Linked DNA regions of Homo sapiens: all the other regions are linked to region 2. The links are chromatin loops, found by intact Hi-C in ENCODE. Cell type or tissue: heart left ventricle. All regions are shown on one strand. Region 1 overlaps MSI2 (musashi RNA binding protein 2). Region 2 overlaps MSI2 (musashi RNA binding protein 2). Region 3 overlaps MSI2 (musashi RNA binding protein 2).

Evidence for each region. Hi-C counts contacts between places; a loop is a spot of excess contacts. Peaks named below come from ENCODE experiments on the same cell type or tissue, not always from the same donor. Only the 100,000 strongest peaks of a DNase experiment are listed, where the experiment ranks them.
Region 1: it touches region 2 in a loop (2.2-fold over the local background); 9 of 110 quality-filtered maps call a loop at or near these places.
Region 3: a loop joins it to region 2, with 2.1 times the contacts of the local background. A loop is called at or near these places in 17 of 110 quality-filtered maps.

What each region holds. Positions count from the first base shown.
Region 1 is chr17:57,436,461-57,444,460 of GRCh38, forward strand. The region is part of intron 6 of MSI2 (musashi RNA binding protein 2); the gene reads left to right. Among named protein-coding and RNA genes, the nearest start is that of MSI2-AS1, 170 kb to the right of the region's middle. RefSeq lists silencers at 4,269-4,328, 7,791-7,860 and an enhancer at 4,739-4,798. In heart left ventricle, a CTCF peak has its summit at 4,559 (motif pointing left); DNase peaks (open chromatin) are centred at 4,591 and 6,901; H3K27ac peaks cover 1,609 bases.
Region 2 is chr17:57,594,902-57,602,901 of GRCh38, forward strand. It overlaps MSI2 (musashi RNA binding protein 2), which reads left to right. Exons shown (of 14, transcript NM_138962.4): 8 at 1,967-2,049. MSI2-AS1 (MSI2 antisense RNA 1) reads right to left here. Exons shown (of 3, transcript NR_110807.1): 3 at 5,963-7,107. Among named protein-coding and RNA genes, the nearest start is that of MSI2-AS1, 9.5 kb to the right of the region's middle. In heart left ventricle, a CTCF peak has its summit at 3,103 (motif pointing right); DNase peaks (open chromatin) are centred at 3,109 and 6,575; H3K27ac peaks cover 2,885 bases.
Region 3 is chr17:57,260,655-57,268,654 of GRCh38, forward strand. It overlaps MSI2 (musashi RNA binding protein 2), which reads left to right. Exons shown (of 14, transcript NM_138962.4): 5 at 1,497-1,538. Among named protein-coding and RNA genes, the nearest start is that of MSI2, 8.1 kb to the left of the region's middle. In heart left ventricle, no CTCF peak of the experiment used is centred here; no DNase peak of the experiment used is centred here.

The DNA.
Region 1 (8,000 bases), 160 kb before region 2:
TTCTCCAAAAAGTATGGACTAAAGAAAACTGATGCTCTGCTGGGTGGATGTGGGGAGAGAGATCCAGCGTGGGCCTTGCTTTGCTAAGCTGAGTGTTAGAAGGCATGGGAAATGAAAGTTGAGAGGTTCAAGAGCCTGGGGCAGAGGAGCCCCTGGGTCTGGGCAGCCCATGCTCGCCGAGGAGGCAGGGGGGTGAGAGCAGGCAGAATTGGAGACTTGGGTGGAAGTGAAAGATGCCGCTTGCTGTGGGCATTCCAATGAAACCACTCCCTTGAATATGACAGCGGTTAATCATTAATATCATAAAAGTTTTAGAATTGGAGGGACTGAGGAGAGCATCTAGTTCTGCCCAAGGTCAGACAGGGTTATTCTGCAAGCAGAGATGAGTACTGACAGTACTCTGGTTTTAGAGAAAACATTTTCCCCACCCTTCCTGTCCCTTCTCCTGGGTTGACTCCAGCAACTCACCTCTCCCAGCTGAGAAGTACTTGACATTGGATTCAAGGACATCAGAGACACTTACAGCCTGGAGCCTGGTGTGTGCATTGTTGATGAATCCCCAAGGTTGAGCCGAGACTTGGATGGTAGGTCAAGTGTCTGTTGAATATCAGCAGAAATATTTTCCATCTTCCTGATGAGGAGGGAATTTCAGGAAGAACATTTTTGGTGTCTCATTTCTTGGGATTGCCTTTATCAATCGTGATGCATATTTTTGGGCAGTAACCTTACTTTTGGATTTATTTTATTCCCCATCCTAACTCATTTCTTCGTCTATTTTTATCGTGTTGTAGCTATTTTTGTAAGACACCTCCAATCCCTTTGGAACAAAATGAAGTGGAAATAAAGAAATGAAGTCTCTTGGCTTTTGCTCCCAGATCATCAGAAAGATGACTCAATGAGCCAGAGCTCTTTGATGCCAATAATGAACTTGGGTCAGGTCAGAACTCGAATTCCAATTGAAGGAGGGACTTGACAGTGGGACTGTCATTCCTGGGGATGATGGTTGGCAATAGGATGGATTGGGGGTTGAATTATTGGGGACATGCCTGGAGGGACTGGGGAGAGGAGGGAAAGAATGTTTTCAGCGGGTTGCCAGGTAGAATTCCAATGTTCACTGCAATGAACTTTTCTTCAAACTTTTGTCCTTGGCTCTCTTTTCTTCCGTATGGGACAGGGATGCATTTTTGGTGGCTTGTTAACAAGACAAAAATAAGGAGAGGGATGAGAAAAGGTAAACAGAGAACCCTACAAGTTCATGTATTCTATGCCCTGCATTCTGTGTGGACCAAACAATTCCCAAAGAGGCCTAACCCAAAATAAGTTAGTATCCTGCTTCTAGTAGCCTGTGATAAAGTGCATCTTTTTTCTACTTAACTTAATCAATAAATATGAAGTGCTTAATACCATGGAGAAGAAGGCAACAATGGTCTCACCTTCATGGGGCCTAATGTGGTGTGACTGACCAACATTAGAGACGCACGCAGAAAGCCGTGCACATGCACCCGTGTAATTACAAAGTGCCACAGGTGCTGTGAAAAGAAAGCACAGTGTGTCCTACAAGAGAGAAGGGGACCTTATTTGGATTGGGTGGTTATGGAGGGCCCCTTCTGAACATGTTTGGCCTTCTTTGCAGCAGCCTCCACCTCCCAGCGCCTGGGAGACAGTGCACCAGTAGAGGTGGGGTGGGGCAGGTGGTTTAGCCCGAGCTGGGGTGCCTGGCTGGGGACGTGCCCAGAGGAGTAGGGTGTGCGGAAGGCAGGATGGGGTCCCCACAGCAAGCTTTCCTCTCCCTGACTGGGCCACCTGTTGCAAACAGTCAGGCCCCGAGGAATAGCCTCCCCCCAGGGGGAGTTCAGTAACGGGTACCATTTCTCAGAAGGGGCTGGCCGCAGAGATAAGACCACAGTGCCAAGGGGGCCATAAATTGTTACCTGTGCCCTTCAGTTACCCCTTCTTCCTCCATCCCCTCCTTCCTGAGCCAGTGGGGTTAGATTTAGCAGCAGGGCTTCTGTTCATGAGATGGAGCAGAAAGCAGACTTTCTGGAGGCTGGGCATGATCACTGAGATGCAGAGCACTGATAGGGAAAATCAATTTAATTTCTGTGGCTCCGTGACAAGGAGGGGTGGCAAGCAGGAAGGTCAGGCCTGTTTTGAAAGCCACAGTTCAGTTAAGAAAATAAAACACTCCCTCTAAGGAATTTTTAAAAATACAGTATTTTAGGAGGGGGAAAATGGAAGTGGGTCAAGATGAGGGATTTAGTCGGAGGAGCAGAGCAGACCCATGGCAATCCCAGTCTGACCGGAGCCTAGGGCCTGAGGGTTGCAGGTCTCCCATAGGAATTTTTTTTTTTTTTGAGACTGCGTTTGTTTCATTCTTGTTGCCCAGGCTGGAGTGCAATGGCGCAGGTTGCTCACTGCAACCCCCGCCTCCTGGATTCAAGCAATTGTCCTGCCTCAGCCTCCCAAGTAGCTAGGATTACAGGCACCTGCCACCACGCCCGGCTATTTGTTTTGCATTTTTAGTAGAAATGGAGTTTCACCATGTTGGCCAGGCTGGTCTCAAACTCCTGACCTCAGGTGATCCGCAGAGGCATAAGCCACCATGCCCGGCCTAGGAATTTTGTTGTATGTCTGTTGAGTTGAGTTGCTCAGGACTTGTTGCAGTAGGGGACACTTTCATTAGGTTTCTGTTTCCCGAGGCATGATTTAAGGCACATTTCTCCGTCCCTCTGGTTGATGCTGGGGAAGGCTTGGCTTCTGGCAGTTTTTGATTGCTCAGATCAAGCCTATGTGATTCATGGGATTTTACAGGTTGGAGGCTGAGAGGTATTTGTAGGTCTGGATGAGGATTTGCACTCAACCTGGTTGTGGCATGTCGTAGTCAAACTATGGCCTCACCTGATTTAGAGGACGAGGAGGACTCTGCAGAAAGCACTTCCTTGGCTGTTGGTAGAGATTAGATATTTGCGGGCAGAGAGTTGGGTCAACCCAAGCCTTCATCAACATCCCACAGGGACCTCCCTTGAGGTGACTTTCATTCATTAGATGGAGGATGGCATTGCAGGTCCTGTGCCAGGCACTGGGGAGATAGGCTTTGTCTTTTTTTTTTTTTTTTTGGTGGCATCTCTCGCTCTGTCGCTCAGGCTGGAGTGCAGTGGCACGATCTTGGCTCACTGCAACCTCTGCCTCCCGGGTTCAAGTGATTCTCCTGCCTCAGCCTCCTGAGTAGCTGGGATTACAGGCGTGCGCCACCTTGCCCAACTAATTTTTTGTATTTTTAGTAGAGAAGGAGCTCACAGCATAGTAGAAGGCTCAGACTTTGGACTATTTCCTAAGAATCTGATAAGTGAATACATTTCCAGGATTCTTAGCGGATGGCCCGAAGTCTTGGGATAGTGTGTGAGGGCCAGAGGGGAAAATTGAAACAATGAAGAGAATTGAGAAATTCCTCATTGGAAACTTCTGTCTGTGATGCTTGGGGTGGGATAAGAGGGGGGGTCTGTTCTAGCTAAGATTCAATACCAATGGTTATCTCTTTGATTATAGCTTAGGGTGAGGCTGAGTGATCTATCTCCACTGTTTGGTCTCCCCAGAGTTAGCTGTTTATTTCAAACCACCAGTCACTTGTGGTGTTTTGACCTAGAAGCCATGCAAGGCAGTTTGAACTGTGCTTGAAAGGGTGGGGAGGCAGGGCTTGTTCTGAACTGTGAGCTGAGGAGGCAGCGATGGGTGCCCTGTGCTCTAATAGAGGTCTGAGAAGTGAACTGGGTGGCCAGCTGGGTCTGCCTGCTGAGAGCTTGCTGGGGCACAGGAAGCCGTGCCCCTCATTCCCTTTGAAATAGCTTTGTGTTTGTCATTCTTGTGACTTGGATACCCTTTTGGACCCCGTATCTGTGGGCTTAGCATCAGTCAGATGCTGTTTATCAGACAGTCTTACCTGGGGTTTGTTATCCGTGTGTGTGTGTGTGTGTGTGTGTGTGTGTGTGTGTGTGTGTGTGTGTGTGTGTAGCGTGGCTGGGTCAGACTGGATTCCTTGTTGAGCATCTAGCTAAAAGAGGTTAAGAGGAGGCTCATATACTGCTGAAGGCCAGAGGGCTTTGCTGAACGCTGGTCATCTTAAAAACGAGCTGGGCTATTTATAATTTGGCAGGCTGCCATGGGACTTGAATGAATGGCAGTCTGTGCAGGCTCACATACTCTGTGTACTGAGTCTGAGCGTGGGTTTGTTCATTTATGTGCCCCTGTGCATGGGTGTGGATGTGATTTCCTGGCGTGCAGGGTAAGGACTGAGGAGGTGGGGAAGCAGGTTTTGCCCTGGTCCTCTGGTCCGCCAAGAGGCCACAGGTACCCTTATTTATGCCTGGGATGTTGGTGTTTCTGGTATTTTAAGCCACAGAAACGTTTGAGGGAGTAGACCTGGACTATCTCTTTTTACTCCTGAGGAAACTAGGCCAGAGGGGTTCCCTTGGGCTCAGAGGAGGCCTCGGGTCAGGGGCCATCCCGGGTGGGAGCTGTAGCTCTGGCCAGCTTGCTCCTGTCAACACTGCCCCCTGCCGCTCTCCCAGGGCTGCAGGGACCTGGTCGTGCTGGAGACGGATGTTTTCAGGCAGCGCTTTGTAGGAGGCAGTGACGCTGGTAACCCACTAATGTGAGGATGAAGTCTTTGTATTCTGTTTCCATTGACGGGGACGGGTTTGCAGAACCACCCACACCCTTGCCTGGGCCTGGTGACTCATGAGGACAAGATGGCTGACCAAGGAGAGGGAGAGGTTCCACTCCCTCCAAGGCCCAGGGCTGACTCTTTTTCATGCATTTGGTGCTAAATTGCTGCCCTGAGGCTCTTGAATAGCTTGTATGAACTCTGGTCCACCCCTCTTGCCTCTCCTAAATCCCTTGGGAGGTGTCCCCATGCCCTACACACTGCCTGCTCTGTCACCTCACCACCCTGCAACCAGCTGGGCTGGCTGGTTTTCACTGCTGGGAGGTAGATTTTTTTTCAAGAAGTATGAAAGTATCATTGGCATATAGACAGACCTCTGCACTCAGCTGGAACTGGGTTTTGAATCGCAGCTTCAGGACTCAATAATGTTGTAAATCTCTGAACTTCTTGGAGACTTTGTTTTAGGAAGACAGGACCCTATAAGACAAAGTCCCTCTGTGAGGTCCAGCACAGAAGGCATCTCTCACCAGGGTCCCTTTCTTTTCCCTTTTCTCTCAGCCTGATTCTGTGCTTTCTTTCTTCCTTTTCGTTGTTATTTAAACTTATGCATGTAATTTCAGCCTCATAAGGGACATTATGTAGATTAATTGCCATATGGGAAGTACTTAAAGCATGTTGCCTGGCACACAGTAGGTGTGTAGCAATAGTAGTCATTGTTTTAGGCAAAGATGATGCCTGCAGGGGTTTCTTTCATTATTATTTCACTATTTATTTCATAATTGTAGCTTCATGGGGAGGACAGAAGGGTGAAGGGATCTCAGGGAGGCATTCTTCCCTTCACCCTGGAGACCTCCCTTGCTTGGCTGTACATTTAAACTGGCCTCCGCGTGGGTTCATGGTCCTGTACATCAACACAGCTGATTTTTTTTTTTTTTGAGACAGAGTCTTGCTCTGTCTCCAGGCTGGAGTGCAGTGGTGCGATCTCGGCTCACTGGGTCCTCCACCTCCCGGGTTCAAGCGATTCTCCTGCCTCAGCCTCCCAAGTAGCTGGGACTACAGGCGCGTGCCACCACGCCCGGCTAATTTTTGTATTTTTAGTTGAGACGGGGTTTCACCGTGTTGGCCAGGATGGTCTCTATCTCTTGACCTTGTGATCTGCCCGCCTCAGCCTCCCAAAGTGCTGGGATTACAGGCGTGAGCCACTGCGCCTGGCCAACACAGCTGATTTTTATAAACCTTCTAGAGACATTTGCCTTCTTGGTTTTTAAGCATAAACAACCTCACTTTTGTAAAGGGGAGTTGCTGTAAGATTCAGAACTTGGAGAGGTTTTTGTGTGGGCGTTTATTTTTCTTAAACAGCACGAGGTTTGTGGGATTCTATAGGGTTTTGTACAGCCTGACCAGCAGTTAGCCATCTCCCCTCCCCTTCTCCCGGAAGAAATGGGTGTTTTGTTCTCCACTGGCCTCTCCTCGTGTGTTTCTTCTTCTGGGAAAAAACCCACAACCCCAGGTTCTGTTGCCCAAGATGAGACTGGATGAAAATCAAGAGGGGTTGCTGACGAGACCCTGGAATGCCCAGAGAACAGAGGGGTGGGAGCGAGGGAGGCGGTGCTGGCCTGGGGCCATCTTACTCTTCCTTTCTTCCTGACAGGTGTGTAGAATGGCATCTCCTGCCGGCACGCTGGGGGCCTGGGATACCTCTGGCAGACAGTGCTGGAAATTTAATGCTCCTTGAAACAGGAGAGCCTGAGAATGCTTACAAAAATCATCCTTATTAAAGTTTGAAGGGATGAAGAAAAGCGCTAATGGGAGAGACCCTATACTTACAAACCCACCTTGAAGGGGTTAGGGGTTACTTCCCACCTGCCAGCACCTTCCCTGCTCTGAGGAAACAGGAAACCTGATGGCTGGGGGCTTCAGGGCTCTGGGGACAGCTACCGTTTGCGGCCTGTCTGCCTGGCTGATGTCTGTGCCTGTCTGCAGCTGAAGGCCCACTTAGGACAACAAAATCCAGCCAAGCCGGCTGGCTGGGGCTGAGTGGGGCCTTTTGGCTTCAGGTGACTTTGTGGCTTCGGCCTTGGGTAAAGGGAGTGGGGGGCCATGTGTGGAGCCCTCTGGAAGGTCTGGACTCCTGCTTTTCCTTGGCTCTTCTCGTTCTCCAACCACCCCCAAGGTTCAGCAGAGTCTTGGGCGCGTCTCCTCCGTTTGTGCCGCGTGTTTGTGGCAGCAGCTGTTGGTGCTGACTAATAGGACTTCCTGGCAGCTGTGCCGGGCACACGTGGCACCGGCAGGAACTGCCTCTCCTCGGCTGCCCAATCTGTACCCCAACCACCAAAGAAAGGCCTGGAAAAGGGGCTGAGAGAGGCTGCTTGAGTGGGAAAGCCCTAGAACTTGGTGACTCACAGATCCATAGAACACGGTTGGAAGAACCAACTCCCATCTGCAGAGGGGAGCACTGGGTGCCTAGGAGGGGTCTCTCAGGTCGAAGAGCAAGTTAGGGGCTGAGCTGACACGTAAAACCCCATCTCCTCCCTGCCCCCTGAATGTGTTTGCTCTGCCCGTGTGAGACAGGCTTGTCAGGGGGTCAGCCTGAACCGTGTCACTCACTAGCTGTGTCCTTGGGCAAAGCTTTTCACCTCTCTGTACCTCAGTTCCTCCAGAGACAAAAGGGGATCATCATTGTCCCTACCTTAGGGGCTTTTGAGGACAGGGTGAGCACCCAGGGCAACGTGCCTGGGACAGTAAACCTCAGCAGATGCCACTTTGCTTTCTTCCTTACCAAAAACTGGGCAGATGCCTCTCTCCTCCTGAGTCCAGTGGTGTCTGTGTCAGATGCCCTAACGGATTCTCAGGAATTGCAGCTGACATCCGGTCATCATCTTTGGTTTGGGGTGGATGGGGGCAGAGCCAGGGAAGAAGACAAGAAACGGGAGAACCTAAGTGCTTGCTGACTTCTGCCCCATTCCCCTCACCCCAAACCCTTTTTTAGAAAGGACTCGAGAGGCCTTTTAGGGTCAAGATTACCAAGGCCTGAGTGACCCTGCAGAATTCCTGCACATGGCTAGGCATCCTTTGTCTGATAATGACAGCCACTGCTCACACAGCGTCTACAGTGCACCGTCAGCAGCCTTAGGAGGCAGATTCTATTATCTGCTCTAGTTTACAGGCAAGAACACAGCACGGGCCAGGCACAGTAGCTCACGCCTATAATCCCAGCACTTTGGGAGGCCGAGGCAGGTGGATCATGAGGTCAGGAGTTCGAGAGCAGCCTGACCAACATGGTGAAACCCCCGTCTGTACTAAAAATACAAAAATTAGTCGGGCGTGGCGGCGGGCACCT
Region 2 (8,000 bases):
ATGCTGGGAGCACTGGCCCAGTATTTGGCGGGTGGTGGTAGCAAATGACATGATAAAGATCACGATTGCTGTGTTTCGTGGTCCTAGCCCTCTGTTTTACTGGAAATGGTTTGAGAGCAGATAGTAGCCTTTTTTATTCTCATACCGAAGAATCTGCTAGTCCCTGCAGGAGCTATGCTAAAGGAGCTCCACATATCAGCTCCCTGTTTCCTGGTGTTCCTTGGAAGATGGTGATGTTAGAGTTGGATGCATGAGAGTCAGAAGGGACCTGAGAAATTCCCTCTCCGTCTTGTGTTGCAGGGACCCAAAATAGACACAGAGTTTGAAAAGGAAGCATCTGTATTTTGCTCATTGACTGGAAACACAATTATCATAATATAATTGTGATAGAACAGCCATTCAGTTTTTGTCTTCCTGCTTGGTGTGTCTGGCCATTCAGTTTTTGTCTTCCTGCTTGGTGTGTCTGGCTTAGTGTTCAGCCAGGTTCATACCTTTGGGGAGAAGAGTGTCTTAGCTGGGGCGGCTATAATGAAGTACCATGGTCTAAGAAAAACGGTTTATTTCTCACAGTTCTGGAAGCTGGCAGTTAAGAGCAGGGTGCCAGCATGGTCATTTCTGGGAGGGCCCCCCTTCCTGTGTACAGACAGCTGCCTTCCTGTTGCATCCTCGCATGGTAGAGAGAAAAAACAAGCTTTCTAATGTCTTTCTGTAAGGGCACTAATTCCATTTATGAGGGCCCCATCCTCACGAACTCATCACCTCCCAGAGGCCTGAACTCTTAATACCATCACATTGGGAGTTTGGATTTCAACATGAATCTGGGTGGGGGGTCGGGGGGCAGCAAGGGGCAGCCACAAACATTCAGATGGCAGCAGACAGCCTTGTGAATCCTGATTTGGGCTGTGACAGGAGGTGTGAAACCCAGGGTCCAGTTCTACCACCTTCATTTGCAGATGCAAAAGTTGAGGCTCAGAGAGGGCAAGGGGCTCCCCCAGATTAAACATAAAGTAGATGCACAGTGAGAAGTGGAAGCCAGGTCTCAGTCTCCCCATCAGTGTGTCTGCCCCCATGGCCTGTGCTCCCTCGCCATGTTAACGCTACCATGTGGCAGCTGCATCCCATCCAAGGAGGGTGCAACCCTGCATGGGGCCATGTGGTAAAGCAGCACTTACTGAGTGGGGTCACAGATGGGGCCACATGCTGGAAACGCTGTCGGAGGCGGGAGGAGAAGAAAGAAAGGGGCAGGAGGGTAGGAGAGGAACTGAGGATACTGAGCAGCAGTCGCCTGCCAAAATTCTTCAGTGCAGCTTGTCTAGCAAAGCCGGTCTCCAGCAGAGTACATACAGTGGATAGCTGACGGGCTGACAGCAGGCATCAAACAGTCTTAAACTGCCCCAAATCCAGAGCGCTTTTGAAGCAGCAGTATAAAAAGGATGCCTGCGCGGAACAGAGGCCTGAAACTTTTAATAGTTTCTTCCAGGCCTCAGGATGTCCTGATGAGGTATTAGAGGAAGTAATTCAGGAAGAAAAGGACAAATAACCACCTCCGTCTGGAGGCCGACCCGAGGGCTGGCCAGGGCTGCTCGCGGAAAGGGCAAGCGTGGCCCCGCAGTGATCCACGAGGCTCTGGTTAGCCCACCCGCCTGCTGCCGTGCACAGAGCCGCGGGGCTCTGACCCTTGTAAATAACAGACAAGTAAATTTCTTGTTTGCTTCGGGGCAAATGTAAACCACACAGTGCCCGCTGCATGTGGGTGAAATCATTAACTTTTCCTCGCTGTCGGAAGGGTGCTCAGTACAAATTAGAAATCATTGCCTCCAACCTCAAGGTCCTCCCAAGGATCCGCCTACCTACCCCCAGACCAGGAGGCTGTCAAGACCTCAGGACGTCAGAGAAAAACCTGGGCCTGCCAGAACTGAACTCACCCCGCCTCTCTTTGTTTTTTCTTCTCTCTCTTTTCCTTTAGGGTTTGGCTTTGTCACTTTTGAGAATGAAGATGTTGTGGAGAAAGTCTGTGAGATTCATTTCCATGAAATCAATAATAAAATGGTAAGTGTGTAGGGGTTGCGCTGAAATGGAATGCCCCCTTTCTCTACGTACACACCCAGTCTTGCAGACTGGTCCAGCCCATCATCAGGCTGGAGTGGGCAGGGGTGGGGAGGGGGCTAGATGCTCGGGGTCCAGGCCTGTGAACAGTAGCAGTTGTTTCATACTGAGGTGGACAAACTCTGTAAAGGGCCAAGTCGTGAATATTTTCATCTTTGCAGGCCATAAAGCTGACTGCAGCTACCCAGTTCTGCTGGGTAGCGTCCATAGGCAATGCATACATAAAGCAGTGGGGCTGTGTTTCAATAAAGCTTTGTTTATGGACACCAAAATTTGAACCTTATGTAATTTTCACAGATCACAAAATATTAATTTTTTAACCACTTAAAATGTAAAAACCAGGCCAAGCATGATGGCTCACGCCTATAACCTCTGCACTTTAGAAGGCCAAGGCAGGAAAATCACTTGAGGCCAGGAGTTCGAGACGAGCCTGGGAAACATAGCCAGACCTCATCTCTTAAAAAAAAAAAAAAAAAAAAAAAATTAGCTGGGTGCAGTGCACCTGTACCCCACCTACTCGAGGTGAGAGGATCACCTGACCCCAGGAGGTTGAGGCTGCAGTGAGCCATGATCACACCACTGTACTCCAGCCTGGGCAACAAAGTGAAACCCTGTCTCAAAAAAAATAAAAATAAAATAAAATGTAAAAGCCGTTCTCAATTCTTGGACTTTACATAAACAGGCAGAAGGGCGGGATTTGACCTATGAGTCGTAACTTGCTGGCACCTGGCTTAGGATATTCTTTTGCTGTGCAGCTTTTGAGAGGTATATCCTAGATAGGAAGTTTACTGCACCAAACTATTTTTCTCTTTGGGTCCTGCTGGAAAATTAACATTCCCTCCCTTGCCATCAATTAATTTCTGCCCTCTTGATCAGCTGCTTCCTTCCCTCTCTTTGGCTCTTTAAAGTTCCTTTTTCTGCCACAGCAGCCTCAAGAGGAAGGGAGGTTGGATTACTGGAAGTTTGGGAAGTCGTGTAGGCCTCCCAGATCAGTGGCCACCAGAGGGTGCCATATCATGCATAGCATTTGCACACTCACAAACTCCTTTCTTCGGATTGAGTAGGAGGGTGAGAATTCCCTTCTTTGTTGGTTCCAGAAAAATAGAAGCTCAGCAGGTGTTTCTGGAACCAGTCCTTTGGAGCAAAAACATTTTGGTTGGCCACGAGAGCCTCCAGCCTCAAGAGAAGAGGGAGGGCAAATCTGTGTTTCAATTGCAGCTGTAACTTTAATATTTTCTTCCTTTTGTCAAAACATTTCTTGCTTCTAAAACATGCGTTCAGACATGCATTGTATATTGGTCTGATATGTGTTCACCAACTTTAAATTCAATAATAGAGCTTTTAGTGTGGATAAGATCAAAGCAATCTGCTTAGCATGTGGCGCTACAGGCCTGATTCAATATTTGACTTGCTAATTTTTTCCCAGGGCACTAAAATAATATTGTTCGTATTGTTCCTTGCCATCATATGCATCTGAAATGAAAATACTCTTTTTTTGCGTACTGTATGTTGGAGGCATCAACTCAGACATTAAAATGGTAGGAGGGAGATAAGTGTGACAGAATAACACAGGTCCCCTCATAGGCTTTCTCAGCTCCCCAGATGTCCGTGCAAGTTTACAGTTGGTACTTTTCTCTTGGTAGGTTACTACTTGCTATTTTTTTTTTTTAATTGAGACAGAGTCTTGCTTTGTTGCCCTGGCTGGAATGCAGTGGCACGATCTCGGCTCACTGCAACCTCCGCCTCCCGGGCTCAAGCAATTCTCCTGCCTCAGCCTCCCAAGTAGCTGGGACTACAGGCATGTGCCAGCACACCCAGCTAATTTTTGTATTTTTAGTAGAGACGGGGTTTCACCATGTTGGCCAGGCTGATCTCAAACTCCTGACGTCAAGTGATCCACCTGCCTCGGCCTCCCAAAGTGCTGGGATTACAGGCATGAGCCACTGTGCCCGACCAGTACTAGCTATTTTTAAAAAGAGAGAGAGAGGACTTAAATGAAACTTGCATCCACTGCCCAGATGCCTTGTTTATCCTAGCCAGAGCACGCCATTGACAGGCTCCACTAAGGCTGCTGGGCAGTGGGGAATAGAAGAGAGTACTGGCAGATGCCATTCCTGTCTTGCCAAGCCTTAAGGGTTCATCAGGAAAGGCCAGATGTAGACCGGAAGGACATTGCTCCATTTGTCACCTTGAATGCATATGTGTAGCCCTTCCCTGTTGACAGGCTTTGAAACAAACCCGAGACACAGATGGGGAAAGGCTTTATCCTGGGAAACTGAGGCTCAGGGGATAGGTCCCAGGCTATCCAGAGAGCGAAGGAGCATAGGTCTTGAGCTTACTGGTGCCAAAGGAACTATATAGACAGTTGTTGGAGCTTGGGGGTGGGAGGGTGAATCCCCAGATAACCCGGGCAGCAATCAGGAAGTAGAGCTTCTGCCCCAGAAGAAGAACCCATGGGGCTGGCTTGAAGCCAGAGAGATTTGCAGCCATTTTCCTGTTTCATATTTATCGCCTTCTCTCCCACCCAGGTGGAGGGTGACTATGTCAGGTGCACGTAACCGGGTTTTTAGTGTAAGGGTTTGTGTTTGCCTTTGAATCTGGGGCTAGTACTTGTTCTTCAAGAGAATGAGCAAAGATGGAAGTAGACAAGAGGAAGAAGTGGGGGCAGATTGATTCGGATGACAGGCTTTGGAGGTGTTGGTCCACGTTCCCAGCACAGCCCAACAGTTATGAGCTCCAAGGTGGGGAGTTTAGAGGCCCTGGGAGAGGACTTTGGAGAAGAACACTGGGCCTTGCTGAGCTCCAGTAAGACAGGGCTGGTAATGATACTGCCTCATTGGGTTGTTAGAGACTGGGTGACATACCAGGAGCAAAGGGCTTACTTAGCACAGTGTCTGCACAGGGTGCAAGCTTGATCTGTGTTATCTCTTGCCATTATCCTTGCCATCATCCACGAGTTGTCATTGAGAGAGATTTCTCCAGCCAATTCCCCTCCTCTGAAGAAGGGTGGAATTTAAAGGGTGTTGGTAGAGAAGCCTGCATCCTGAATTGTTTTGGTTTTTGTGATACTGGTTTCTACTTCTGAGGCCCAAAGAAAAGGAAATGAGTTTAAACTGGGCTATGGACAGAATTCAAATGAGATATCTGGAAAAACTGAAAACTCAGAGACTGCCAAACAAGAACATGGATGATTGTTAGAATGTGCATAGGAGTGTTTCATAAACAGGACTGTGCTGTGAAACCACAGACCCATCTCCTCAAACCCTCGCAATCTTTCTGGGTATTTGGCAGGAAGTGGCAGATAGCTGCACCCCCTGGTACATACTGGAGCCATGATTTTTTTATATTCACAGATGGGAAAGGTCTTACTGCAGATTAGTCACAGACATAGTACTTGAATCTAGGTCTTCTGGTTCAATCTCATGTGCCTGGCACTTAGGAGACCCTGTATAAATAATTGTGGACTAAATAAAGGATTCACTGAAGGACCACATGTCTGTGAGGCACATTATAATTCCTAAAGCCATTGCCCATCTAATTGGGTCGGGGAGTCTCTTCCTGGGCATTTTTTAAAATGGAGTTCCTTCTCTACCATGCAGAAGGGCCAGGAGAAGGCGTGAGTCATTCTACTCACAGGGGACCAGGATAGCTGTCTTTGGGAAGTGGGGATCACAGGAATCCTTCCTTCATTCTCCATGTAGGCCCTGCCTTAAGGAGGTTATCTCCAGGCAGGAGGATGCCCAGAAAGACCCCACATGACACCCTTTCACACATAAAGATCCCACTAATAGCTGACATTGGGTGGTACAAACTACATACTCTACTAAACACTTTATGCATCATGCATCTTATTTCATTTGATTTTCACTTACTCTTTAATCATTATCCCCACTTACAGATTGGCAAGGCAAGGCAGAGAGAGGTTAAGCAGTTTGCCCAAGGTCACATGGTCAGCAAATGGCAGCCCCAGAATTCGAGCCCAGAAAGCTATACTCCAGAGCTCACATCTGTACCCATCAGACTGTGTGTCCCCTTCAGGCCAAAAGGGGCTTTCAGGGTTATGTAGCTGGGCTGCAGGCCCTCCATCACTGACCACCCTTTCCCAGTCAGCTATGTCGTGGCCCATGTGGTTCCATGTTCTCCTAGGAGAAGAGCAGAGGAGACAGGCCAGATTCCCAGCTAGGGAGAAGGACCACGCTTGGGTTTAACAGGTCCCAGATCTCCATGCCTCTTCCTCCACTGCCACAGACACAGATAAGTGACGAGCATGGGTCAGGAGCTGACTGCCACCCAAGCTCAGGGCCAAACCCACAAGCTCTCCAAGCCAGAGCAAAATGCAAATGTGGCTCTTTATCAATAAACACACACAAATGCATGCACAGAGCTGCCTCGTGACCCACCAGAGAGGGGATCCTCCCTGGCCACTCTGTGTGCCCCAGTGCGGGTGCAGCTAATAATGCCTCCCGTGGCGTCCCCCTGATTGAAGCAGCCCCTGAGCAGCAGGGACACTTGCTTGATGAGTCACCACAGCCCAGCCTTCAAGCGGCCTCCTGACGAGCCGGGCAGCAGCAGGAAGGGAGGTGAGAATTGACAAGAGCCACCTCCAGGCATCCGCAGAGGCCTAGTACAGCCTAGAGCTTGAAATGATGTTGGGGAGCCATCACCACCCTCATTGGGTGAGAGCGTGGGTACAGCCTGAAAGGTGCCTGGGACGAGGGCATCTCGGGTAGAGCCTTTCCTCACGCCTGATTCACCAGAAAGGAATCGGTGCTTATAGGCACTGGGACTGTGCTTTACGTGCGTGCTGTCTCCTTTTGTCCTCACAACATCCTGAGCAGGAGTCCTCATCTCATTTTACAGAGGGGTTCACTAGAGCTCAGCAGCAGTGGATCTTCCTTGGTGGGACAGTTCTAAGGGATAGAGCTGGGATTTGAACCTGTGTCATTCTGGTTCCGAACCCTCTGTTCTTCTCATTATACCTTGCTGCCCATTTAGGCAAACCTAGTATTTGAAAAATATGGATTTATATGATGAGTGAATATCAAGAAGAGTTTTTATTTGCTTCATACAATACTACTGCAGGATTACTTTAAATCAACTTTGTCCAACCCATGACCCACGGGCCATATGCGGCCCAGGATGGCTTTGAATGTAGCCCAATGCAAATTCATAAACTTTCTTAGAACATTATGAGATTTTTTTTTTAATTTTTTTTTTTAAAGCTCATCAGCTATCTTTAGTGTTAGTGTATTTTATGTGCGGCTGAAGACAGTTCTTCCGGTGTGGCCCAAGGAAGCCAAAAGATTGGACACCCCTGCTTTCTGTTTTTTGTTTTTTGTTTGTTTTGTTTTGTTTTGTTTTTGGAGACAGGGTCTCATTCTGTCACCCAGGCTGGAGTGCAGTGGCACGATCTCGGCTTACCACAACCTCTGCCTCCCAGGTCTGAGTGATTCTCGTGCCTCGGCCTCCCGAGTAGCTGGGATTATAGGCATGCGCCACCACGCCCAGCTAATTTTTTGTGTGTTTTTAGTAGAGAGAGTGTTTCACCATGTTGGCCAGGTGGTCTAGAACTCCTGGTCTCAAGTGATCCCCTTGCCTCTGCCTCCAAAAGTGCTGGGATTACAGGCATCAGCCACTACACCTGGCTACACCCCTGCTTTAAATAGTCCTTTTTCTTACTCCTTTAAGGTGATAGGATTTACAGAAATTTGCTAAGTAACTCATGGGTACAGCTACTTTGGTTGTCCCTTGTCTTGGAATGAGAGGTCTGGATGCTGGTAATCAAAGTGTGGTCCATGTACCAGCAGCCTTGGCAGCCCCTAGGAGCTGGTTAGGAATGCAGAGTCCCAGGACCCACCCTAGACCTACAGAGTCAGAATCTGCATGCTGACAAA
Region 3 (8,000 bases), 330 kb before region 2:
AAAGGGTAGTTTTCTAGATCAGAGATTTTTGTCTATTTTAGTTTTTGAAAAGTAATCTCTCATTTCTCAGGTGATGTTTAAAGGTAGGGAATGCAATGCAGACTTTTATTAGGTCTTTAAGCCCCCGTAATAACAGCAGGAAATCCTCATATGTCTTTCTGGCTGGGACCCTAGGTGATGTAAGTCAGGGAACAAATGAACTATCCTCCGTGCTTCCCACTCCCCACCCCCACCTCCCTACTTTCCTCCACAGCATTACTCTTTTCTCCCCTGCTCCTTCTCATGGCAGAAGTGAAAACAAAGCTCAGATTTACTTTTTAAAAGGAAAACATTTTAATATGAAAGCCAAAGCCTGGAAATAAATAACTGGTAGCATGTTTATACTATCTGTGTTACATTTTTACCCAAAGATTTGTGACATTTAGAAATTCAATGAAAACCGACAACGGGAATATTTTCACATTTCTTTCCTCCTCTTTTTATCTGTGCAGTCACTTTTTTCCTCCCTCACATCAGCCTGTTAGATTCACATGCTTCCAGGAGAACTGTTCTGAGCTGTACAGCTAGACCCTGATTGAGCATCATGCGTTTTGCAAGTGTGTGATTTGGACTGGAGGATGTTTTTCCACTCGGATTGAGGTTGGGGTAGGGGAATTCCCTACTTGTTGCACTAGATTCTGACTACTTCTTGTATTCAGTAACTTTTTTTTTTTTTTGGTGCCCTCCCCATGATGGGATTTCTTTTCTAATTTGGGTTTAGGTTGCTTATAGATTTTTACTCCCTGTTGTTTTTAAAATCCAGGTGGATTTAGCTCACATGCTTCATTTTCTTTACTTCAAAAAATTATTTTTTATCTTTTGAGGTATAGCTACAGAACAGATGATCTTTTTGGTTAATCCTGGGTAACTTTACTTTTGCTAAAATGAATTAATTAACTCAAGCAGAGCACTGTGTTGGATGTCTGTGGGGAGTTTTTGGATGTTGTTGATTTAAAAAATTTTTGGAAGCTCCTTTCCCTCCTGTGTTGTTTAGTTATCATCAGGGAGAAGAAATACCATCCAATTACCTACTGCTAGAGAATACTTACATTTAATTTTCAGGTTATGATTTTTTTCCCAATGATAATGATGCTCCCATCTTTTCTCCCAGCCACGCATAGCAAATTAGATGTAGATACCATTTAATATTCAGTGTCTGGAAGAAGAAGCCCTTGCCTAAATAAGAATTACATGAGATCTGGTTTATTAAGAGCATCACACACTGAAATGCATGGTGGGTCATTTCAGAAAGGCTAGCTAGCTATGTTAGTTACCTGATCTGTTGGAGGGATGGTTAAAGTTGAGATCAAAGTTTAAGAAACTTTTGAGTTGCCTGAGAAGTTACTAAAAGCTGGATTATAAGCCTGAGAAATGAGTGATTAATAATTAGGTGATTAATCATATATTTTTTCCTTAAAGTACTTTATTGACTCCTGCTTTTCTATTTTTTTTCCCAGATTGACCCCAAAGTTGCATTTCCTCGTCGAGCGCAACCCAAGGTAAGTAGGAGAATAAACAGTAGGATTTTAGCACTCAGAGATGATTGCCAAGAATTTCAAATTTCAAACAGCATTGGCCATGAACTGTTGAAGCCTGGTATTCACTGTTCCTTCGGGGTATCAGGACAGGCTGGGCAAGTAGTCCTGTGAGATAACCATGCGTCTCTAAGTTAGCCATCCCAAGGTGGCTTCTGAACATCCACCTGGGGGCAGGGACAAGTCTGATGCTTAGTGGGAGGACGTGTTTCCATCGACTGCAGTATTTTTTGCAAGGATTCTATTTGTTTTTTAAGCATTTCCAATATCATATCAGGAAAAGTCGAACATTTCCTTGTGACTCTTTCGGAGGGTACTCTTTGAGGCTTTACAACTTGGAGTTAATGCAGAGGAGTAGAGTTTGACTAAACAGCTGATCCTTTCTTGGAAAAGACAACTTCTTAGGCCCATAAAGCCTTAAATCTGGGAGGGCAAGCAGTGGATATCTTGGTTTTAGGTTGGTTGGATAAGTCAGGGCATACTTGAAACCAACAGTGCTTCTTATTTGTGCAAGTGCTGGTGCCTGGGTGGAGAAGTCCTGAAAATGTTGTAACCTTGTAGGAGTGGCACTACAAGACTTGCTTAAAGAATTGAGATAGGGCTTCACTTTTTTAGAAGTGTGTCGTTAACATAGTTTTCACTGAGCTTGCCAGGTGTGGCTATGAGAACACAGTTGCTTGAAGCCTAAGGTTAAATTGGAAGGGCTTATGGCTTACATGTTACATTTACACTTTTTAGTTACTATTTTTCTTCCTTATGTAGCACTGGAAGAAATGCTTTTTATGTATCTTCGGGATTTGTCATTCTTTTAGGGAAAGGGGAAAAGTTGAAGCTTCTAAGTCGGAAAAGGTTGTGGCTTTAGCAAATTCAGTTTATTTCTTTATGCACAGTCTCCCAGAAGTGGAACCTTTTAATCGTGTAAAGAGAGGAATGGTTTTGCACATTAGTATAGAAAAAGTTGGTGATTGTGATGGTACTTTGAGAATTTCAGGTCTGGGGCATACCACTTGATTGATTGATTCCTTCCTTCCCTCCTTCTTTCTCTCCCTCCCTCCTTGTTCTCTTCTCCCTTTTTTAAAGATGGAAACACAACTTTTTAAGTAAATACAATGAAATATTTTCTTCAGGCATTTTTTTGTAATGCTTAAGCAAATGATAGGAATTAATGATTAGGTTATTTTTGTACTTAGCACAAACTTTGGAATTGCCCTTATTGTTTTAGTTACTTCCCAAACTGTCTGTGATCCTTCACATTTCAGAGGGCTTCCCAGAGTTAGCAGTATTTCCTGGGTTTGGAGGAATTGCTGTTTCTTCCATAAGTGTGAATCTTCAAATTTCCAGGTTAGTCATTTGATCACTCAGAGCTTGGATCAGATTACCCAAGAGGGAAGCTGGAAAAATCCCTTACTTGGTAAAACCATGGGTTTGACCTGTTTTTCTCTCCCCTTTGTTGTCCCCCTTCCTTAACTTTGTTTTTAAATGAGAAAAGCAATATTTCACTTTAATACACTCTGCAGTGATGCATTCAACTTGAAAACGAGACAGAATGTTTCTCAAACTTGTCAAAGTGTGCATTCCTTTCCCAACCCTCAACTCCACATCTGGAATGTTTGTAGGTGAATTAACATGAAACCACTTGGGGGAGAACATCTTTCCATGAATTCTAGGGATTTAATAATAACACCTTACTGTGTATGACATACTTCACTTTACGGAGGACTTGGCTGTTCATTATCTCCATCTGAATTCCATCTCCTGGGGCATTTGGCTGTTGTCCCTAACCTTCTCTCAGTCTCAGTGTGCTCATCTGTAAAGTAGGAGTGATGACATAGCTCTCCCAGAAGGTTTTTGTGTAGAGTAAAAGAGCATGGTCTGCGACAAAGGTCTTCGTCATTGTCATTATTTTTCTTGTCGGTTTTCTCATCATTGTTCCGGTTGTTGTTTGCAAGTGGGACAGCCTGGGTTCGGATGCTGGTGGTGCCACTCCTTAGCTGTGTGAATTTGAACAGGTCGTTTAACTTCCTTGAACCTTCGTTTTTCCATCTCATAGAGTTTTTCTGCAGATTACGTAAATTAATAAAGGTAAAGGGACTGAAAAAAAAAAGACGTTGCATGGTAATGCCATAGAAGCGTTAACCTGCTATCTTATTTATTTATTTATTTATTTTTGAGATGGGATCTCACTGTGTTGCCCAGGCTGGTCTTAAACTCCTGGGCCAAGCTATCCTCCCACCTCTGCCCCCCAGAGTGCTGGGATTATAGGCGTGAGCCACTGTGCCTGGCCAACCTGCTATTTTTTTCTGCCATTTTTATTAAGTCCTCACATCAATCCTGTGAGAGGTTGAGTAATAATAATGATACTAGTTGAATTTATATGCCAGGCACTATTGCAGAGACTTTATTAATCCATTTAATTCTCATGCAGCCCTATGAGGAGAGTACTAGTATGAGCTCATTTTGTAAATGAGGAAACGGAGGCACAGATGGATGTCCAGGAGCCATACCCAGGCAACCTGGCTGTAGAACTGGGCCCTTCACCACTGTGCCATGCTGTGGGGGTACCTCAGGGGATGGCCCCTCTGCTATGCGACAGGAGATGGGCTCGGAGAGGTCAGCGGGCTGTGCTGAGGGAACCATAGCCAGAGGCCCAGTACTTTGAAGTTCTGCGTTCCTGGGCCTAGGTGATTTGCCTTGCCCCATCATGTTATACCAGTGTGTGACACTGTCTTGTATCTTTTGATCTGACCCCTCAGGCCATCTTTTCAGATGGTTCTGGAGTTACTCAACCCCAGTGAGGCAACAGAGTAAATGCCAAGGTTGTATGGTGGTTGGGAATTGGGACAGGGTGGGGAGAAAGTGTCTTCCCTGTCTACGGTTATTTTCCAATAGAATTTGAGCCTGGCCACCGGGATTTCAGACTGGAGTTAGCGCTGGGGGCCAAAACCCAGGAGCATAGAACTTTAAGTCGACCCTGATTTATTTATCGATTATCTCCCTTCAATAAAACTTCTGTGTTTTTGTGTTCAGGTCACAGTGGCAGAGGGAACCCTGCCCCTCCTCGTGGGATGGGCGAGGAGCTTGTAAATGATATGTCAGTGTGTGTTTCAGTTAAAATGAGTTTCTCTGCTTTCTGGCTGTCCCTCCTTGCTAACGCTCGCCAGAGAAATATTCCGTGGAGGTGTTAAAACAAGACTAGTGGAAAGAAATGGTAACTTAAAAAGAAAGAAAATCCATGGCAGTGAAGAACAGATTTCATATTAGTACTGTCATAATATTCTCTAATGTATCATATAAATAAAAATCTGTTTAGACCAGAATTTTAATAAGTCACCAAAGGAAGGTTTTGAATCCTACAGTTTATGTATCCCCCTTTGCGATGTAAATGTTCACATCTCAAGTGAAGTAGAGTGGGGAGACGCTTCGGAGACTAGAGGCTGTTAATTAGTGAGGTATATTTTGATCAGGGCAAGAAGACTGGTTCATTCTATATCTTCGTATTTCTCTGGATGATTATTTCATTTTGTAAAATATGTAAGAGTTCCCCCCCAGCCCCTTATCTTTTTAAAAATTAAAATGGTCATGCTCTTCTAAAAAGATGACTTAATTTGAAGGCTTTGGAGACATGAGGATGATGGGGATCCATCACTCCCTGTTCTTTGCTCCCTTTGGACTGGAGTGTTGGCTGTCTGGAAGAGTTTTGCTTGAGCTCGTGGGTTATTTTCTTCTATGTGGAGGAACCAAGAGACTCTTTAGCATCTTTCAGCAAGAGCGAGGTCTGGGTGTACTCACCATCTGTCTTAATTATCCTTGTGTATAAGAAAACATTCCCATCTTTTCCCAATTGCCATTTCCTTCCTTAACTTTTAGAGGCCAGAACCTCATCTGTTGATGCAGGGAGATCTCACTTCTTTAACCTATTTCTAGTTGCCTTCAGTCACAGCGGGGTGGCCAGGGGCGAGTCACTTAAGCCTCCCCAAGGCTCAGTTTCCTCCTTTGTAAAAGAGGGAGAATTATAGTACTCACTGCCTGCAGTTAGTTGTTTGGAGGATAAATGCAAAATTCTTCACTGGGAGTCTGGCATAAAACAGCACTCCGCAAATGTCTGTTGATCTTATTATTATAGAATTATTATTTTTATTATTATTATTTTTAAGACGGAGCCTCACTCTGTCGCCCAGGCTGGAGTGCAGTGGTGAGATCTTGGCTCACTGCAACCTCCGCCTCCCGGGTTCAAGCAATTCTCCCGCCTCAGCCTCCCGACTAGCTGGGATTACAGGCACCTGCCATCATGCCTGGCTAATTTTTGTATTTTTGTAGAAATGGGGTTTCACCATGTTGGCCAGGCTGGTCTTGAACTCCTGACCTCAGGTGATCCACCTGCCTTGGCCTCCCAAAGTGCTGGGATTACAGGCATGAGCCACCGTGCCCGACCAGATAATTATTTTAATAGAATAAAAAAAAGTACAATGGTGAAATGACTGAAGGAAAATCTTAATTGGAATGTAAGCTCCCTGAGGGCAGGGAACTGTTGGTGGCTGCTGTTTGGTAACTAAATGAACGAACTGAGTCCAGCCTGCTTTTTTCACCGTGGAGGTAGCTGCTACCCAGTAAAGTTACGTTGGTTGCTTCAGATCCACACTTAGGTTGTAGCAGGGCTGAGCTAGCAGTCAGGTTTTCCTGTTCCTGTCTTGTCCTCTGACGTGGCTTCAGGGCCCTGGAAGGTTCTCTGCTAAGCACGCATCCAGATGGGTGCAATGGCAGCCCGAGCGTGTACACGCACACCTCCTGTTCTGGGGGAGTGGTTTCTTGGCAGCTTCTCAAGGGCGAAGGGTGAGTTTTCGGCATCTGGCCTTCCCTTGCTGCTGTGGGTCGGGTCATTCTAGCATCTTGCCATCTTGGATGATCTGCAGCTGTCATCTCGGCAGCCACCATGAACTGGCCTGCCAGTGGGTTTTCTCGTTCCCAGCGAGGATGTGGTGGTGTGTCTGCAGCCCTTTTCCACAGCAGCGAGGACCTGGGAGGATTAGTGGCTTAGCTTCTTTCTTGTCGGTGAGCACCGCTCCTTCCTATGTTCCAAGTCAGTAGCAGGTGTCAGCTTAAGGAGGAGGGGCACCTTGTCCTACAAATGTCCTTTCCCTGGATTTTGCCGTTCCTCACATGCTTTCGTTTCATTGTTGAGGTCAGTCTCCTAGGACTATGAAGCTCCTGTGTTCTTTGTCAGATGATTTTTGGCAGACAGGTGAGCCTCCTCTGCTGCCCGGGAAGGGAGGAGAAGGCAGTCTCGGAGGAACCAGCTGACCATCTCAGGTGCCGCTTGGGGCAGCGTCCATTCTTTGTGTCCTATTTTGTATTTTTAAACCCGGACAATCTTCGGCCGAAAACCCCGAGAACACACAGGGGAGATGTAGTTCATCATCTCTCTCTTCCCGTTTGATCTAGTGTGTTCATTTAACAAGAGCTGGGTTAATCCTTGTTCATTGCCAACTGTATGCGTGCACCCACTTTTGGAGGGATTCAGGAAATACTCGGTGCTTCCTGATGTGCATGGAACACAGTCTCGACGTCTTAGCTTGGTGCTTAATTAAGGTCCTTCAAAATCTGTACCAGGGTCTTTTCCACCTTATCTCTCAATTCTTCTAGTTTTTGCTGCCTTGAAACTGAATGCTCACCCTTCTTTGAGAAACCTGTCCTTTTGCAGATTTCCCTCTCTGCACTGCCCTTCCCTTCTCTGTACACAACAGACCCTCTTTGAAAGCCCAGCTTCATCATTATCTTTTCCACGAAGCTGTCCCTGCCCCTTTGTGGAAACAGTCATACTTCTTTGGATTTCCACAGCACTTACCTTTTCTTTGGTTAAGCCCCTTCCAACAATAATAAATTAGCAGAAACTTGTGGAGCACATACATCTGTTGCATGTTGTGCTAGACATTCACTCATTCATTTATTCACCAAACAAGCACCGACCGTTTGCCAGATACTGTGCAAAATTCGGGGGATAGTGTGGAGAATATGACAAAGTTCCTGCTGTCACCAAACTTTTGCTCTAGTGGGGCAAATAAGCAGTGAGCAAACAGATAAGTTTATGACATGCTCTCAGGTGTGATCACCAAAGCCAGGGAGGAGCGATGGCGGGAGTGGGGTGGACCATATCTATGGTACAGTCAGTTGCCACTTTCAGTAGTTCAGAAATTATTTACCAAGTTTCTGCTCAGCACCGGGGATTGCGTTAGGTACTTTGTTCTGAGTTTTATGGTATTTAGGTTCATGCCTTATCTTCTCCATTGGACACAAGCATATTTTACTAATAATTAAAAAAAAAAAAAACCCAGCCAGGTGCGGTGGCTCATGCCTGTAATCCCAACACTTTGGGAGGCCGAGGCGGGTGGGTCACGAGGTCAGGAGTTCAAGATCAGCCTGGCCAAGATG